Linked DNA regions of Homo sapiens: region 1 is linked to region 2. The links are chromatin loops, found by intact Hi-C in ENCODE. Cell type or tissue: A673. All regions are shown on one strand. Links, peaks and the distances in the headings refer to the core of each region. The heading gives the core; the rest is flanking DNA.

Region 1 (8,000 bases), core at 1-8,000, 99 kb after region 2:
GGGGGTGGGGAGGTGTGGGGTTGGGGGAGGGAGAGTAAGTGTGTCTTGTATACTGCTGTGTTGCAGAGCCTAGCACAGTATAGCGTCCCTGAAAATAGAAAAAAAAAATAGTACTTACCAAGTTAAAAAAAAAAAAATACTTACCAAAGCTGGGCATGGTGGCTCATGCCTGTAATCCCAGTATTTTGGGAGGCTGAGGCAAGAGAATTGCTTGAGCCTGGGAGCTTGAAACCAGCCTGGACAACATAGCAAGACCTCATCTCTACTAAAAAATATACATATATAAAAAATTAGACGAGTGTGGTGGCATGCACCCACAGTTGCAGCTACTCAGGAGGCTAAGGTGGGAGGGTCACCTGAGCCTAGGAGATCCAGGCTGCAGTGAGTTACGATTTTGCTGCTGCACTCCAGCCTTGGTGACAGAACGAGACTGTCTCAAAGACAAAAACAAAAACAAATTTACCAAGTGAAAATAAATGTTTGTTTTTAAGATCAGATTTACTAATACATGCTCAAATTTTAAAGGAAAGCTTGTTTCATTTACTGAAGGAATAGTTTTCAATCTGCTTCTTGGAACACTGGGTGCTCCATGGAGACACTTGGAGTCTAGGGCAGTGGAGGATGGGGAGCTGGAGTGGCCTGCTCAACACTTTCTAAACCACTTTATTGATATATGATTGACATAACAAAAAGTTGTAAATTTTTTTCTTTTTTCTTTTGGAAACAGTCTTGCTTTGTTGCCCAGGCTGGAGTGCAGTGGCGCTATCATAGCTTACTGCAGCCTTGAACTCTTGGGCTCAAGTGATCCTTCTGCCTCAGCTTCCTCAGTAACTGGGACTACAGGCAAAAAGTTGTAGATTTTTAATGTATATAACTTGATGTGTTTGGAGATAAGGATATACCCCTGAAACCATTACCAATAAGCAATGCAACAAACTTATTTACTGCCTACAAAATTTCCTCCTGTTCATTTTACTTTTTGTTAGTTTGTTGTTCCTTTTGTGGTAAGAGAATTTAATGTGAGATATATCCTTCTAGAACATTTTTAAGTATACTATGTAATATTGTCAATTATAGACCCTATCTTGTACAGAAGAGCTCCAGAACTTATCTATCTTGCATAGCTGAAACTTTGTACACTTTGACCAACACTTCCCCATTTACCCCTTCTTGCCTTCAGCCTCTGGGAACCACCCAGTCTCTGCTTCTATGAGTTTGACTATTTTAGATTCTGCATAGAAGTGAAATCATACAGTATTTGTCTTTCCATGTCTGGCTTATTTTGCTTAGTATCCTGACCTCCAGGTCTGTTGTATTGCTCCAAATGTGACCGGTTCAATGTTTTTCTACTTTGTGTACTAAAGGTTTTTGGTTTTCTGGGTTTTGTGGTTGTTGTTTGTTTTTTGAGATGGAGTCTAGCTCGGTCACCCAGGCTGGAGTGCAGTGGCACCAATTTGGCTTACTGCACCTCCTAGGTTCAAGTGATTCTCCTGCCACAGCTGCCTGAGTAGCTGGGATTACAGGCATGCACCTCCATGCCCAGCTAATTTTTGTATTTTTGGTAGAGATGGGCTTTCACCATATTGGCCTGGCTGGTGTCGAACTCCTGGCCTTAAGTGATCCTCCTGCCTCAGCTTCCCAAAGTACCGGGATTACAGGCATGAGCCACTGCACCTGGCCAGCTTTTGGTTTTCTAAAGCTGTGCTCTCATACATTCTTACAGAGGGCATGTGCCCACATAGCTGAATCTTCATCTGGGATACATGAATGGTTTGTCTCCTACTGCTGCTGTAGCAAATTACCATAAACTTAGTGACTTAAAACAACACACATTTATAATCTTAGCTCTGGAGGTCAGAAGTCTGGTGTGAGTTTCACTGGGCTGAAATCAAAGGATTGGGTTGTGAACATTATTGGCTGGCCATTGTTCAGTCTCCCAAAGACATGCTTCCTCTAAAAATGTGTACACCTCAGCACTTTCTTGAATGCACATCATCAGAAAAATGAGAATCTACATCTTTCAAAACTTATCACAAAGGGTCATGAACCCTGCTAAAGCAAATCATATCCCTAGTGAATTTAATTTAAAAATCTATTTCAAACAGATCATTTACATACATGTTTTCAGAGCCATACCCAAATGCATTAAATACCACTGTAGTAAATTAATGCAAACTTTTTGGGAGGGTAATTCAGCAAAATATACCAAAGTAGAAAATACACATAGTTTAATCCAGAAATTATACTACATTAGGACATTTCCTAACAGACATAATTGCAAAAAAAAAAAAACTGCAAAAGGATGTTTATATAAATTGTAGTACATGTATACAATGGAATATGATACAGTTATTATAAAGAATGAGAGTGATGTAGATGTGTGGATAGAGAAAGCCATTCAAGATAAATGTTAAGTGACAAAAGTGCAAACAGAGGGCAAGGTCTGATTGCTCTGCATGAAGCTTCAGAAAGGATCATATATAAGCTGGTTCCTAAAATAATTTGAGAGACGATACATAAGAGCCATTAACAGAGAGGTGGGTGGTAGCAGTCAGAAGAAGACTCTATTTTGTGCTTCTTTACAATCTACATTTTTCTATTGTGAGCATTGTATTAGTCTGTTTTCACACTGCTGATAAAGACATATCCAAGACTGGGTAATTTATAAAGAAATAGAAGTTTAATGGACTCACAGTTCCACATGGCTGGGGAGGTCTCACAATCATGACGGAAGTTGAGGGAAGAACAAAGGCACATCTTACATGATGGCAGTCAAGAGAGAATGAGAGCCAAGCAAAAGGGGAAAACCCTTATAAAATCAGCAGATCTCGTGAGACTTACTCACTACCACAAAGAGTATGGGGGAAACTGCCCTCATGATTCAATTATCTCCAAGCGGGTCCCTCCCACAACACATGGGATTTATGGGAGCTATAATTCAAGATGATATTTGGGTGGGCACACAGCCAAACCATATCAGGCATGTATTATTTTATTTTATAAAAGTAAATCAGAGTCAGTTAAAAATAATGAATAATAATAATAACAGTGGGATCAATAATAACATCCACAAGCTTGTCTGTGTGCCTCACACAATTCCAAGGATTTCACACAGATTAATTTATTCTCACATCTCTAGGAGATAGGAGCTACTATTACACCCATTTGGCAGATGACGACATTTAGACGAGTGAAGGTTAAGCCAGTTGTTTTATGTCCCACAGCTGGCAAAGGGGGAGCTCAGATTAAATTGAAGTCTGTTTGACCTAAGCCAGTGCTCTTCACTGTTGCTGCTATTTGCGTTTTCTTGCAGATATTTTTTTGTGCTCAAATAGGAATCCTAATGAAGACTATAACATATGTTTTAATACAGGTAAAAACTTTCTCAAATGTCAAAACTAAAAATATCTTCTTCCCAAATCTGTCACAAATCTAAAGAATTATATCACAAAGGCCACATATTTTTGATGCTTCATATGTTCAAAAATGTGAAAATATTTTTAAATTTTTAATGAGAAGCATTACTCAAAATGTCAACGTGGGGAAACACTTATAAGGCGGACAATTAAAGAAATAAAGAGGAGGGGAAATATAGACAGGGAGAAGAATAAAAAAGGAAGGAAAAGGAAATTTACTCAATTGTGCTAACACTGGTGATTTACAGCTTTAAGGGAAGCTTTCTTCAAGTAGTCTAGGCTATCATTTCTGACAGTTGTAATTTTTTTCATTATATGCACTAAAGAAATACTCTATTTCCATTGCAGATAAGATGAGGTTGGGGTATTTTTTCAATGAGAAGATGATGCCACTAAGTCATATCTAGAGTATTTTATTGCAATTGCTTCCACACATTAGAATCACTATTTTTTAAGAAAAAAATAATAACAAAAGTAAACCAGCAACTCATTACCACTCCAGTTTTGCAAATAGTCTGGAAACTATTTGGCCAAACCTTTTCTGGGTGAAAAATTTTATTAGCCCTGTCTACTCTATTCAATGTTTCGTGAAGGTGATTCTGATGTGAACCAGTGATTTAGAAACCATCTTCCTTTCATGCATCCTTTCTCTCTGATTTCTTTCACCCTAGCTGAATCACTTCAGGTTAATTTGCTTGCATTATTGCTTGCCAAATGATCCCAGTGAAGTATTAAGGGTGGTTATCAGGTCTACAGTATCCTCCGGTTAAGTTAATGAGTCCACACCTGGTTAAGTTAATGGGTTCTGATTTAGCAACTGTTGACCAGTCTCAAGTCCATTGCTAACTACTAGATGGTCTGTGAGAGAGTATAAACAGAGGCCAAAATGCCATCTAATAACTAAACACTTAAAAATTAAAAAATACTACTTATGTTAAAATTAGGATTTTCTCACGATTTGTATTCTATTAACATTAATGTCAAATTAGGTCAGTGTAGTTCTTAGACTTTTTAATTAATTTACATTTGGTGAAGCCGCTTAGCTGAGGAATAGTAAATGAAATTGTTAATAAAAGTCACAATATATGGCCAGGTGCAGTGGCTCATGCCTGTAATCCCAGCACTTTGGGAGGGTGAGGCTGGAGGATTGCCTGAGTCCAGGAGTTCAAGATCACCTTGGGCAATATAGTAAGACCTGTCGCTACAAAAAATAAACGAAATTAGCTGGGCATAGTGGCATGTGCCTGTAGTCCCGGCTAGTCGGTAGGCTGAGGTGGGAGGATCACTTGAGCCTTGGGGGGTTGAGGCTGCAGTGAGCTGTGATCGTGCCACTGCAATCCAGCATGGGCAGAGTGAGACCCTGTCTCAAAAAAAAAAAAGAAAAAGCCACTGTAAGTATATTTGGGAGTGAAACAATAATTGTACAAAGTTTAAACATAGTTATAACGTATTTTTTATTTTATTTTCAGCATATGTCTGTCACTTATGTTGCGATTTTGGCCATCTCTTACAGTAATATCTTCATTAAATCTTTATTTATATAAAATTGCAGGGATTTCATTTGACTTAAGTTGTGGACTTGATAAAAATAATTTTTTTCATTTTCATTATTTTGGTCAGTAATTAAATCTTTATGTATTACAATAAAGAATATGTAATATCTTGTTTACAATTTTGTGGGGTTTTTTTGAGACAGGGTCTAACTCTGTCATCCAGGCGGGAGTGCAGTGGCATAATCACTGCAGCCTTGACCTCCTGAGCCCAAGCGATCCTCCCGTCTCAGCCTCCCAAGTAGCTAGGACCACAGGCTTGCATCGTCATGCCCAGCTAATTTTTAAAAATTTTTTTCTAGAGGCAAGGTCTCACTTTGTTGCCCAGGCTGGTCTGGAACTCCTGGGCTCAAGAGATCCTCCTGCCTCAGCCTCCCAAAGTGCTGGGATTACAAGTGTAACTCACCACGCTCAGGCCCTGTTTACAAAAGTGTGACTCACCATGCCCAGGCCGGTTTGCAATTTTTATATGGGTCATGCTCAGTATAAATCTTATTTTTGTTGTTTCCAGTTTTTAATAACTTAAGCAGACTGCCCCATTGAACATTTATTTCCTTATGCTTTTTAGTTTTCCCCTGAGCTCTACTTTTATATTTTCTATTTCTCAATTTAAACTCATTCTTACTAAAGGATTAAGAAATAAAATGCAATTATATTTAAAGTGAGCTTAACTTCATTGAATATGAAATGACTGTATTTTCATGAAATATGTAAATTAAAATTTTGTTTATATATTTTCAAAAAAGTTATATTCTAAAATATTCAAAATGACATATAAATGTTAAAAGGCAAACTAAATTATAATTATTAATATAAATTTTAATATAACATTATTTAAAGGAACCTATTTGGGGGAAAATAAAATCTCACTAAATACTTTCATAACAATAAAATCATTTGCCATAACAGCAGCTGTGGAGCCTCTGATGTTAGTATTTTTAGGACATTTCTTCTGAGCTGAAAAGGTTCTTTAAAGGAGATCATTCCACATTCTTGCCTTATGAACAAAAGCTTGGCTTTTAGCTGTCCAGGAGTGGAGAATTAAGTTGCCAGGTCTCAGTACCGGTCTGTTGACAACATCTATCTTACTCCTTCTTCTTGGCCATGCTTGGGTGTCCTCTAGTCCAGAAACCTCCTTTCCAGAGAATAAGCCTTCAGCCTTTCCCCAGGATGAGTGAAACACAGTGGCCCAGCTACATGGAACAGAGACTGACTGCTTCTTAAACAGACATTAGACCAATGCTCCTGACTCTGTTGCTTTCCTTGGACCCTGTCATGTCTACATTTAGAAGCAGCTGGTGGCAGCAGCTGCTGAGCTTTGGGGGATTCTAATGTATAAATCAGGTTGGTTCTCTGCTTTTCCACTGTTGGTTTGGTTTTCTTGGGCCTGTTAAATCCTTTACCACTTGGCCATCTGCTCTCCAGCTTCCAAAATCTTATTGATGGGATCACTTTTCCTCTTCTCCTTGTCATTTAGGATTTCTGCTTTCTTAAAAAATACCTTTACTGCTATTTTAGAAAGGACTGGGGGAGCAGTTAGAGGTGTACACGTTCCATCTGCCATATTTGAACAAAAGTGTCCTATTCTGCTTATTTTATCCACTGTGTTAGGTTAGGAATGTAAATCTAATCATGTTACTCACCTGCTTAAAATTCTTTAAATTCTTTAAAGATTCCCTTGTTTTTCAAGATAAATTAAATTCTTAACAAGACCCCAGAGGCTCCCAGTTCAGTATCAAGCTTACCTTTCCACCTGTTTACCACCCCCCCGCCAACCCATTATCCCTGTTCCAGACCACCACCTCCATCCACCCTCAGTTCACCCAGTATTCCAAACTCTTTCTTAATTCTGAGTCATCGTGAGTTTTATTTCCTCTGCCTGGAATCATCTTCCCTCACTCTTCACTAGGCTAAGTGCCCTTCATTTCAACTTACAAGATTTTCATCACCCACTAATTCAATGTCCATGTGCCTTACTGAAGTGTATGTTCCAGTAAGGTCTAGATCTTGTCTACCTTATTCACCACCATACTCCCATTCCCGGCTTCTGCCTAGATGCTCAATAAATATTTATAAAGTTAGAATTTAACCAAAGCATGTGCTCAGATCAGCTGTCACTGAAGTCATCTGCCTCACTTATGCTATTCTGCTACATCTTTTCTTGCTGACTTAAGGTGAAGGAGTTAATCAAGCTCACTAATAGACTTTGGCTTTGGCCAGAGGAGAAGCACTCGTTCTGAAATGTTATAAGCACTGTACTGTCCATAGATCTACTTTTCTCACTGCTGAGTTAGAATTCTGTGGGGGCTTAATGGATGTTTATTGAATGAACAAATGCCTCTTGCAGTCAGAAAAAAATATAGCAAAGGGCTAGTCTGACCTGGGAGGGGCAATATTAAGGAGTATCTATGAATAAGTCAAGACAAAATACTAAAGACAAAATACAAGACAAAATACAAAGATGTGCCATACTTCTGAGTCAGGAGACATGAAACTGAGAGACACAGGGACAAAATCATAGAATGAACAGCAAGTCAGATAGGGAGAGAGGGAGAGAGAATCATAAGACTCTTGGTGCAAAAGGGATTAAGTATTTGCATTCTGCCATAAGGAATATCATAATATAAACTTTGTAGAGATGTTATAATTACAGATTGTGTATATGGCCTGTTTTACATCTTAGATTTTTAACAAATAGTATTATCTTATTTTTAGTTAAGAGGCTACCCCATTCTCACTTTTTTTTTTTTTTTTTTTTTTTTTTTTGGAAATTGGCATGTTTTTAGACTACAAGAAGAACATACCTGCAAAGTACCCAATGAAGAGAGCCTACATACTCCTGGGAACAGGTACCAGTAGTACATTTTAGTGGAAACTCATGCACACCTATATCTGAAATGAGTCACTCTACTTCCTTTCCTACCTATTGTATCTCCACAGCAGATTCAAACACCCAGCACAAAGAGATTCATTAGCTTAGGTTGGGTCTTTGTGCCCACCTAAAAAGGGTGTTTTCCTGATTGTGCTGTGAGGA
Region 2 (10,968 bases), core at 99-8,098:
TATTCAGTACGATTTTTGAACATTTACCATATACCAGGCACTAGAATAAGTACTTTACTATTTTTTTAAATTGTCACTAAAACAAAATCTTTTGAGAGAGATATTATTATCTCCATTATACCTATGAGGAAATCAAGGATTAGGAAATTCAAGCACACTAGCAGAGATGAGAAGGCTAGCAAACCTCAGGGCCATGTGTCTGACTTGAACAGTCGAGCCTCACTTATCACTACAGCTCACGGTCCAGGGTACACACTAGGTGAGAGAGGCTGTGATGACTCGTATGTAGGGGCCTGGTGTGACCACATGACTCAGGACAAGCCGTTTACCCAAGATTACCAATATTTTTAGTAGCATAGGAGGTAGGGAAGGTGTCAATGACAAGGTGAGGAAAATGCTGCAATGCTCTGTTCTTTTCCTGAATGTAGATGTTTTCTCATCTCTTTCCTTCTAAAGCCACCTGAAGAATGTCCCAAAACCATGTGGCTTGACATCTTTTAAACTTACATTGTCCTGGTGCCTTCACTACATTTTCTGACCAGCTTTCTCACACTTTGTCAAAAAAATCATCCCTGGCTCTCCCTGCTCACTCTGCATTTGGAGGAGGACTTTCCCTTCTCCAGCCTCCTCCATGTCCAAGTCAGCCTCACTGGCTCCACCACCCAAACTGAGCTTCTTCTCATTCAATTGTGAGCTCCTGGAGAGCAGAAATAGTGACTTCCTGTCTTTGCACATGCAGTGCCTCGTGTTGCTCTGCCTGGAACAGACACTGGCATGAGAACAGGAGCTCAGACATGTTTATTGCATGGAGGGTGAGACATTTGGCCACAATTGAGGAAGAAGAGAAGACAGGTGTGTAAGATTCACTTTCTTGGTTTCCGTGGGAATGACATGAATGAGAAAGACAAAATAATGTGAGTGGACATGATGTTAAGATGATTCACCAGGAAAGTAGCTAGAAAGTGTGTGGCTTACTTTACAAAGGGAAAGAAAAGGAATTGAATGTAAATTTTTTTCAAATGTTTTACTCAATTTTCCCTGTCTATCATTCAGGTATAAAGTAAGAGTCCAACCATATATTCTTTACATATACATATACACACATATATATCCATCATATATGTATATACACACACACATAATTTTTTCTTATATATGTGATATCTATATAAATATCTATAAACTTTATACACATGTAAAAAGCTTAGTCATCTGTACCTAAAAATCCAGCTATCATTGGGATATACACTTATAGGCATTGACATATCATGCTTTTATTTTATGAAACACTTCATCATAAATTAGTTCCTTCCATATTGAGGAAAGATTTGCAGAACAAAAAGTTCTCACAATAGAGATGTTGGTGAGTCACTCCCACTTTGGTGACTCATGCCATTTTGGTTTTATAACCATTTAGTAATATGATAATAGTAATTCTTGAATTCCATGTGCCTCTACAGACCTCTAAAGATCACATAGGCAGTGTGAAGCAGCAGATAGAGGCCTTAGAATTTTAATTCTAGCTCCACTGCTTCTGAAGTGTGTGCGTTGGGGTAAACTCTAAGCTTTCATCTCTCTCTGTGTAAAGTATCTACCTTAGACAGCTACTTTGAGGAGTAAAGAAGGTAAGCAACAGAAAAAGCTAACTCATATTATGTTCTCAAAAATGTTAAATGTATTTTTATCCTCCTGCTGCTTCTCCTAATGGCAATAAAAATGTCAGGTAATAGGCCCAACAGACATTAACATTCATTTAAGTTAAAGCATATATTTATATATTTTAGCCTATTTTTATCGATTAGCAAAGTGAGCTAAGATTAGTTGCCTGCCTAGATGGTAAGTGTTTGAGGCAAGACTTGCAATCATGTTTTTTGTCAAAGGTGTTGTATTCCACCTACTGTAACATTCTCTCTGGGAAGAGAGGAAAGGGAAGGATGAAAGTAAGAATCATGGAATTGAATATTTTGAGCATTCACTTCTCACAATCTTTCTAGGGTAGACCATATTGTGTAGTTGATAAAAGTGAGACACAGAAAAGTCGAGTAAACTTAACCAAGGTAATAGCAAAGCCAGAAACCATGAGTGGGCAAAATTGGAAAATTAGTATTTTATATTCCAGGGGTCTCTGTGGTCTCTTGTTATTATTGTGACTTGTTTGAGTGGCTATGGTTTCTATGCTGTAGCAATTTGCAACAATAAAAAAGATGACATATTGAAGGCCTATTTGTGCCAGCTTCCAAATATTTCAATTCAGCCAACATCTACCCAGTCTCATCTGCAAATGCTACATTTAAATGTTTCTTCCATCCGCAACGTTTCCCTTACTCGTCTTGCTAATAAGTGAAAACCTACCATTAAAAATTAAACCTTTGGATTAATGGTCTGCTTCTTGTTAAAATGCAGAGTGTTTTTTCCCCATATCAGTATCAGTATCAATCTTCCCCATATCAGTAATTTGTATCTTAAAGTGAATTAGCTTGCCAGATCCTTGCCTCCCACGTTTTATAACAATGAGGAGGAATGCCATACAGCAGTAAAAAATGAAGACTGTGAATACATTGTGTAGGCTGACCTCACAGGAACATGAACTTGATTCTCTGCTCCACTTGGCCCATTTAGTTCTGTTCAGAAAAGGCTGTAGTGTATGTACATAATAGAACATCATGCAGTTATTAAAATCATATTTTTGAAGAAAATGGGAAAACTTCCCTAGTGAATCATTAACTAAAAATAATAGGGCTGGGCATAGTGGCACACACCTGTAATCCCAGCTACTTGAGAGGGTGAGGCAGGAGATCACTTGATTCCATGAGTTCAAGACCAGCCTGGGTGATATAATGAGACCCCATCTCAAATACTACTACTACTAATAATAGAAATAAAAGTTGTACTTACCACATGATCCTAACTTTTTAACATGGGTATGTGTGTGTGACACACACACACACACACACACACACACACACAAAGAGATAGGAGACAGTATTTTGGTCAAGTCAGAGACAAGATGATGTGAGCCCAGCTGCTTGCAGCATAAAACCTACCATGCTGCAGAGGTTACCTGTGAGCTCAGGGTGAAACAGCCTCTCACCTGCCGTGAAATCTTCCAGGAGCTGTTGCTGCCGCTGCTGCTGTGTCTCCTTCCTCTTCCCCATGAAATAAAATTAAAAGAACTTCAAACAATACTGAAGGGTGAAAATAAAAGGGCCTTAAGATCATGTAACTCCTTACCATATCCTGGAGGTAAACTCTTCATTTCTTATTGTGGCTTCCAGAAATATTTTATTCATATGGAAGTATGTATCTCACCTCTATCATTTCGTTTCCATATATGGATATACTCTTCTGCACCAGTTTACTTTCTACTTTAGAAGTCTACTTCTAAACGACTTTCCATGTGAGTATTTATTATATTTCACAAAAACTTATATAGTGCTTTCTATGTGCCAGACCCTTGTCTAAGTGCCTTGCAAATATTGTATCATTTTATCTTCATAGCAACTTCATAGCAAGATGTCCTATTCTTGTGTCCATTTCATAGACAAGCAAAGTGAGACATATGGATATTATGATGCTTGCTATAGATAACCCCAGCTATAAATGGTGGTGCCAAGTTTCAAACCCGGGTATGATTCCAGAGTCTGCACTGAGCCTTCAGAATCTGCTCACTAAGCTGAGCTGCTGGTTTGCATACATAGTATATATAAATCTTGGTGGATAAATAGATGTCACCTTTCTTAACAGCTGAGTGATATTCCCTTGCATGAACGGCCACAATCTATCAATCTAATCTCCTATTTATAAAACAGATTGCTTTCAATTTTTTTATAATTACAATAATTATTACTATAGATGTTATTGCACTTATCTGTCTCTGTGTAAATGTGCAAGATAGACTCAGGATAAATGCTCAGTAGTGGAATTGCAAAATAAAAATCACTTAAACATTTGATAAGTAATGCCAAATTATTTCACAAAAGTTTTCACCAATTTTTCCTATAAGAGTGCTTATTTCTTTCACACCCAGAAGCTTTTTGCTTGCCAACTTATCAACAGGGGAGGGAGGAATCTGAGATTCGTCTCTCATTATTTCTATTTGCATTTTTAAAATTAAGAGTAAGATTGGGCATACATTTATGTGTTTATTGGACATTCTATTTTGTCTTCTAAGAGCTGCCTTTCATGCTTTTTATCCTTTGCCACTTTGTCTGGTAAGTTAAAAAAATTGATTACCAAGTGCTTTTCATTTTTTAGGGATGTTAGCTTTTGTCTGTCATATGTTGTGCATATCTATTTTCCCAGGTTAGAGGAAGTCTGTATCAGCCAAGTGAACATTGTGAGGTAGGATTTTCAGATATGGCAGTTCATGTAAGCATTTCCTTCCTTCCTTTCCTTCCTTCCTTCCTTCCTTCCTTCCTTCCTTCCTTCCATCTTTCCTTCCTTCTTCCTTCCTTCCTTCCTTCCTTCCTTCTTCCTTCTTTTTTTTTCTTTTCTTTCTTTCTTGTGATGAAGTCTCTGTCACCCAGGCTGGTGCAATCATAGGTCACTACAACCCTGAACTCCTGAGCTCAACCAATCCTCCTATCTCAGCCTCCTGAGTAGCTGGGATTACGCGTGCATGCCACCATGCCCACGTGGGCATTTCTTGAAAGTTCTCTCAGTGAAAAGCAAGGTAATAATAAAGCCCAGTTAAGACAATTTCATGGGGCAATAAAACAACATGGCCCCAGTACATAGCTTTGGATGATCACACATGATTAGAATTAGAATACTGAAATGGAGACATTGTTTTCCTTCAAAGAAACACACTTTTTTTGTCTATCTATATGCCGATATTTAGATCATTATCTACATTAAACCTAACATATAATAAAGATTTATTTCATAGCAATGGAAAAAGAATGGACTATAAAATACATGCTATTTCTGACAATTAGAACATTTGGGGAAAAAAAAGCCTAAACTTCTTTGTAACCAACAAATAAAAATAAGTTATCAGATTGGCACTACATTTTTTGGGATCATATCCAAAGGAAAATAGACCTTCACATATACTGAAAGTGTAAATCAGTGTAGGCCTTTTGGTAGTCTCTATCAGAGCTGAAAATCTGAATCTCTTTCTCCAATGGTTCTACTTATAGCACTCTATCCTTTAGAAGTAGTCATATTTGTGTAGTACACAATATGTGTTGCTTGTATTACCAAGTAAACCAATCAACTAAACAAAGCAACCCATAGAGGAAACAATCTCAATACACACATGTAGGTGAATTACTAAACAATTCATGGTGCATTCCTGTTACTCAATAACATGCACCCTCTAAAGAAATAACATGGCTAATATCAGCCAACATTTATTAGCACTCAGTACATGCCACATACTGAGCTAGGTGCGTTGCATATTTTTTTTATTATACTTTAAGTTCTAGGGTACATGTGCACAACGTGCAGTTTTGTTACATAGGTATACATGTGGCATGTAGGTTTGCTGCACCCATTAACTCGTCGTTTACATTAGGTATTTCTCCTAATGCTAACCCTCCCCCAGCCCCCCACCCGATGACAGGCCCACAGTAATACTTGCATCTTTCTACTCTTATTGAGATATTGGCTTAAACCATACATTTCACGTATGGTTGGATTATCTTGAGAACACAGATCATATTTTCTAATTTCTTTTCTATACACACATGTGATACATTTGGAAATTTAAATTGCACTAACTGGTTTGATCCAATGCCACAAACATATTCCTTTTCATCTTTAGCTGTCAATACATGAATTTCATATGTAATTTATTTTTATATTTAGTTTGGACAAAATTAGTTAGATACTTCAAATTATATAAGGCTTTATGAGAAAACATTAAAGCTAAGATCCTTTTATTGCATGGAATTCAGAAATGCTTTATGTCAAAAATTGGGGTTGAAATGCTCCTTTAACTTACATCTTCCAATCACTTTGCATATTTGGAAAACACTTCAAATTGATGAGGTGCTTTCTTCATCAGAATGTTTGATGTTAAAATCCAGTTATTGCTCTGATTTCCCTGCAATGTGTGTTTTAAATCAGAAACTTAAAATAAACCCTAAGCTTACTTAGGTATGATGAAAAGGTAATTAAAGATACACAAAATCATTCCCCTTTTATATTAGGGCTACATAAGATAATAATCATAAACTTCAACTACTTCAGTAACCCGTCTCAAAAATTAGCATTTCAATATTTTTAAAAAATCTATTCTTCCCTAACAAAGTGTGGTCTGGAAGGATCGATTTTTCCAAGAGTTGTCAGGTTTTTTTTTATCTTGTTTATTTAAATTCAGGAAAGACTACAACTTCCTAAAGTATCACAAATTTGCGACATTGACAGGTTTATCTTTTTATCTCTGGTATAATTATATAGATCTCTTTTGCATCGGTACTTGCCACTCTTTCATTAACTCGAATAAAGAAATCTTTTTATGCCTTGTATTGTTTTAACATATTTCCTCTTGACATGAAAGACTATTTCATTGTCAAATTATTATAACCTGTGCGGTGCCATATCTGCATTTATGTTGAAATCTTATTTAATTTTACCTTTGTCATATGGGAACTGAAGTAATTTAAGATGTGATATTAAATTTTGGATACTAATAAAAAAATTTTTTTACATTAATAAAAATTCTTTTTATACTAAAGGCTTGCTTAGTATTCCAGTTGCCCTCTGGAAACAGCTGAAGGACCTCCTTAGGGTGAATCATGTTGCACTGAGGATTTTCTGCTTTTCTGATAATTAACCTCCCTTGGCAGACCAAGAGAGAGCCACACAATGCCAAATTTCAACACTGTCTTTGGTCGTATAGTCAAAATTTTTATTTAACAGAATGACTGATGTGATTCAAAATAATTTTTTAAAAAGCTAATGTACAAATTTTAGGATCTCATAAAACTTGAAGCATATGTTGAAAGCCAATCGAATATAATCATAACAATATTAGCAACTCTTTCAGTGTTTTTCTGAAAGCAGGTTTGAAACAGGAAGATAAAGATAAAATGAAGGCCTTTCTAAGTATAAAAAACTTATTTAGAAAATGAAGCAAATTTCATCATGAGAATAAGTCATTGCTGCCAGTGAAGATACTGAGCTAAATAGTGCTCAAATAGATTCAATAAAAACATTAATCCCAAGGTTTCCTAGATTAGATGAATTGAAGGATCTCATGTAATACATTTCTATTGCACTTATAAGGAGTGTTATACTATTGGCAGCTAAGATTTAGTGGGTACCTACCATATGTCAGGCAAAAACTGTATTACTGAGTTCTCATATGAACTCTCAGAGGTAGTTGCTATAATTATTCATGTTTTGAAGATGAAGGGACTGATACATACAGATAAGTTAAGCAAATCTCCCAAAGTTATGTGATTATTAAGTGGTAAGTAGCTGGGATTTGAATCTATAATCAGGCTCCAGAGTCAAATATCTTAACCACCACATCAACTCAACTGGGTCATATCTATATTTTAATAGTAGGATTTGCTTATCATCAAGATAAGTCATTATATGACAAATGAAGTAACTGCAGATCAGAAAGTTTAAAGAAATGATCCCAAGTCATTCAGTTAGTAGGAAAGCCAAGAATGAATCCTGGTTTCCCTGTCCAATGTGCCCCTCCAAACTGCTGCCTCCCAGTTATATAATATGTTAAGAAAACCAGAAAGCAAATTTAGAAATAGAGTCTGTGGCAAAATGACCACAGAATAATGAAACATGACCAAAGCGATTTAATCATTTCGATTTACATAGCCTGTCTAGGTGCCCCCTCCCAACTCCCACTCAAAGTTTTCTATTCATCATGGCATTTTAAGAAGCCTCAATAAATTGATCTGACTGAATTTCTTAGACATATATAATTCAGCCAGTGTCCTGAGTTATGGCCATGAAGATGACACAGTTTTAGCTCATTTGTAAATGATGTTATTTAAAGCATGTTATTGTTTGGATTGTAGATTAAGAAGGTAGGAGCTTTCTGAGCTATTCATCTGACATCTTTTATTAATTTTAAATTAACCTAGAAATTAAACTGAATTACTTTTTGAGGATGAAAAATTGGTTTGGTAATTATTAGCTTGCATTTTATTCTTAGGTCATGCCTTGAGTTGCTTATATAACCTTCAGAAAGTCAATAAATCTCTCCAGTGATCCACGGAGGGGAAGGAAGAGTAGTGTGGTTAGGTGGCCCGCCTGAGAGCCACAGTGGGGCAGGGGAGCCCCCACACCCCAGCCAAGGGAGGCTGTTGGTGCCCCTCGAGGTCAGAGATCCCAGAAGAAAAAGCAGGCACCCATCTTTGCCGCTCTCCAGCCTCCTTGAGTGACATATCCAGGCACCAGAGTGAACCAGATGAATAGGGCCTGAAGTGAACCCCCAGCAAACCGCAGCAGCCCTACAGAAGAGGAACTGAACGTTGAAGGAAAAACAAACAGAAAGCAACAACAACGGCAACATCAACAACAAAAAGTCCCCACAAAAACCCCATCCAAAGATCAGCAGCTTCAAAGATTGAAACTAGACAAAATCAAGAAGATTAGAAAGAATCAACAAAAAAACACTGAAAACCCAAAAGGTCAGAGTGCCTCTTCTCCTACAAATGATCACGATGACTCTCCAGCAACGGTGCAGAACTGGCCAGAGGATGAGATGGACGAATTGACAGAAGTAGACTTCAGAAGATGGGTAATAAAAAACTCCACTGAGCAAAAGGAGCATATTCTAACCCAATGCAAAGAAGTTAAGAACCTTGATAAAACATTAGAGTAGCTGCTAACTAGAATAACCAGTTTAGAGAGGAATATGAATGACCTGATGGAGCTGAAAAACACAGCATGAGAACTTCATGAAGCATACACAAGTATCAATAGCCAAATCGACCAAGTGGAAGAAAAGATATCAAAGTTTGAAGACCATCTTGCTGAAATAAGGCATGCAGACAAGATTAGAGAAAAAATAATGAAAAGGAATGAACAAAGCCTCCGAGAAATATGGGACTATGTAAAAAGACTGAACCTACAATTGACTGGAGTACCTGAAGGACACTGGGAGAATGGAAAAAGGCTGGAAAACACACTTCAGGACATTATCCAGGAGAAATTCCCCAACCTAGCAAACAGGCCAATGTGCAAATTCAGGAAATACAGAGAACACCTCTAAGATACTCCCAGAGAAGATTAACCACAAGACACATAATCATCAGATTCTCCAAGGTCAAAATGAAGGGAAAAAATGTTAAAGGCTGCCAGAGAGAAAGGCCAGGTCACCTACAAAGGGAAGCCCATCAGACTAACAGCGGACTTTGCAGCAGAAACTCTACAAACCAGAAGAGATTGAGGGCCAATATTCAACATTCTTAAAGAAAAGAATTTTCAACCCAGAATTCCATATCCAGTCAAAACTAAGCTTCATAAGTGAAGGAGAAATAAAATCCTTTCCAGGAAAGCAAATGCTGAGGGATTTTCTCACCGTCAGGCCTGCCTTGCAAGAGCAAACTGGAAAGGAAAAACTGGTACCTGTCACTGCAAAACAACCCAAAATATAAAGTCCAATGACACCATAAAGAAACTGCATCAACTAATGTGCAAAATAACCAGATAGCATCATGATGACAAGCAAGCTGGATAAAGAGTCAAGACCCATCAGTGGGCTGTATTCAGGAGACCCATTTCATGTAGAAAGACACACATAGGCTCAAAATAAAGGCATGGAGGAAAACTTACCAAGCAAATGGAAAGCAAAAAAAAAAAAAAAAAAAAAAAAAAAAAAGCAGGGGTTGCAATCCTACTTTCTGACAAAACAGACTTTAAACCAACAAAGATCAAAAAAGACAAAAAAGGGCATTACATAATGGTGAAAGGATCAATTCAACTAGAAGAGCTAACTATCCTAAATATATATGCACCTGATACAGGAGCACCCTGATTCATAAAACAAGCTCTTAGAGACCTACAAAGAGACTTAGACTCCCACACAATAACAGTGGTAGACTTTAACACCCCACTGTCAATATCAGACAGATCAACAAGACAGTAAATTAACAAGGATATTCAGGACTTGAACTCAGCTCTGGATCAAGTGGACCTAATAGACATCTACAGAACTCTTCACCCCAAATCAACAGAATATACATTCTTCTCAGTGCCACGTGGCACTTATTCTAAAAACAATCACATATTTGGAAGTAAACCACTCCTCAGCAAATGCAAAAGAACTGAAATCATAACAAACAGTCTCTCAGACTACACTGCAATCAAATCAGAACTCAGGATTAAGAAACTCACTCAAAACCACACAATTACATGGAAATTGAACAACCTGCTCCTGAATGACTCCTGGGTAAATAATGAAATTAAGGCAGAAACCAGGAAATTCTTTGAATCCAATGAGAACAAAGAGACAATGTACCAGAATCTGTGGGACACAGCTAAAGCAGTGTTAAGAGGGAAGTTTATAGCATGAAATGCCCACATCAGAAAGTAGGAAAGATCTAAAATCGACAACCTAACATCACAATTAAAAGAGCTATAGAAGCAAAAGCAAACTAATCCAGAGGCTAGCAGAAGAAAAGAAATGATTAAGATGAGAGCAGACTTGAAGGAGATAGAGATACGAAAAACCCTTCAAAAAAATAAATGAATCCAGGAGCTGGTTTTTCAAAAAAAATTAACAAAATAGATAGACTGCTAGCTACACTAATTAAGAAGAAAAGAGAGAAGAATCAAATAGACACAATAAAAAATGATAAAGGGAATATCATCGCTGACCCCGTAGAAATACAAAATACCACCAGAGAATACTATAAACACCTCTACACAAATAAACTAGAAAATCTAGAAGAAATGGATAAATTCCTGGACACATACACCCTCCCAAGACTAAACCAGGAAGAAGTCAAATCCCTGAACAGACCAATAACAAGTTCTGAAATTGAG

Evidence for each region. Hi-C counts contacts between places; a loop is a spot of excess contacts. Peaks named below come from ENCODE experiments on the same cell type or tissue, not always from the same donor. Only the 100,000 strongest peaks of a DNase experiment are listed, where the experiment ranks them.
Region 1: it touches region 2 in a loop (9-fold over the local background); 3 of 110 quality-filtered maps call a loop at or near these places.

Annotation. Positions count from the first base shown.
Region 1 is chr6:129,784,142-129,792,141 of GRCh38, reverse strand. No RefSeq gene overlaps it. Among named protein-coding and RNA genes, the nearest start is that of TMEM244, 73 kb to the left of the region's middle. In A673, for the core only: no CTCF peak of the experiment used is centred there; DNase peaks (open chromatin) are centred at 2,861, 3,221 and 3,611; H3K4me3 peaks cover 446 bases; H3K27ac peaks cover 1,530 bases.
Region 2 is chr6:129,880,197-129,891,164 of GRCh38, reverse strand. It overlaps LOC105377999 (a long non-coding RNA gene), which reads right to left. Exons shown (of 8, transcript XR_942986.3): 4 at 3,092-3,146. Among named protein-coding and RNA genes, the nearest start is that of TMEM244, 24 kb to the right of the region's middle. RefSeq lists enhancers at 8,338-8,387, 8,438-8,667. In A673, for the core only: no CTCF peak of the experiment used is centred there; DNase peaks (open chromatin) are centred at 1,404, 3,764, 4,184, 4,594 and 1 weaker place; H3K27ac peaks cover 5,799 bases.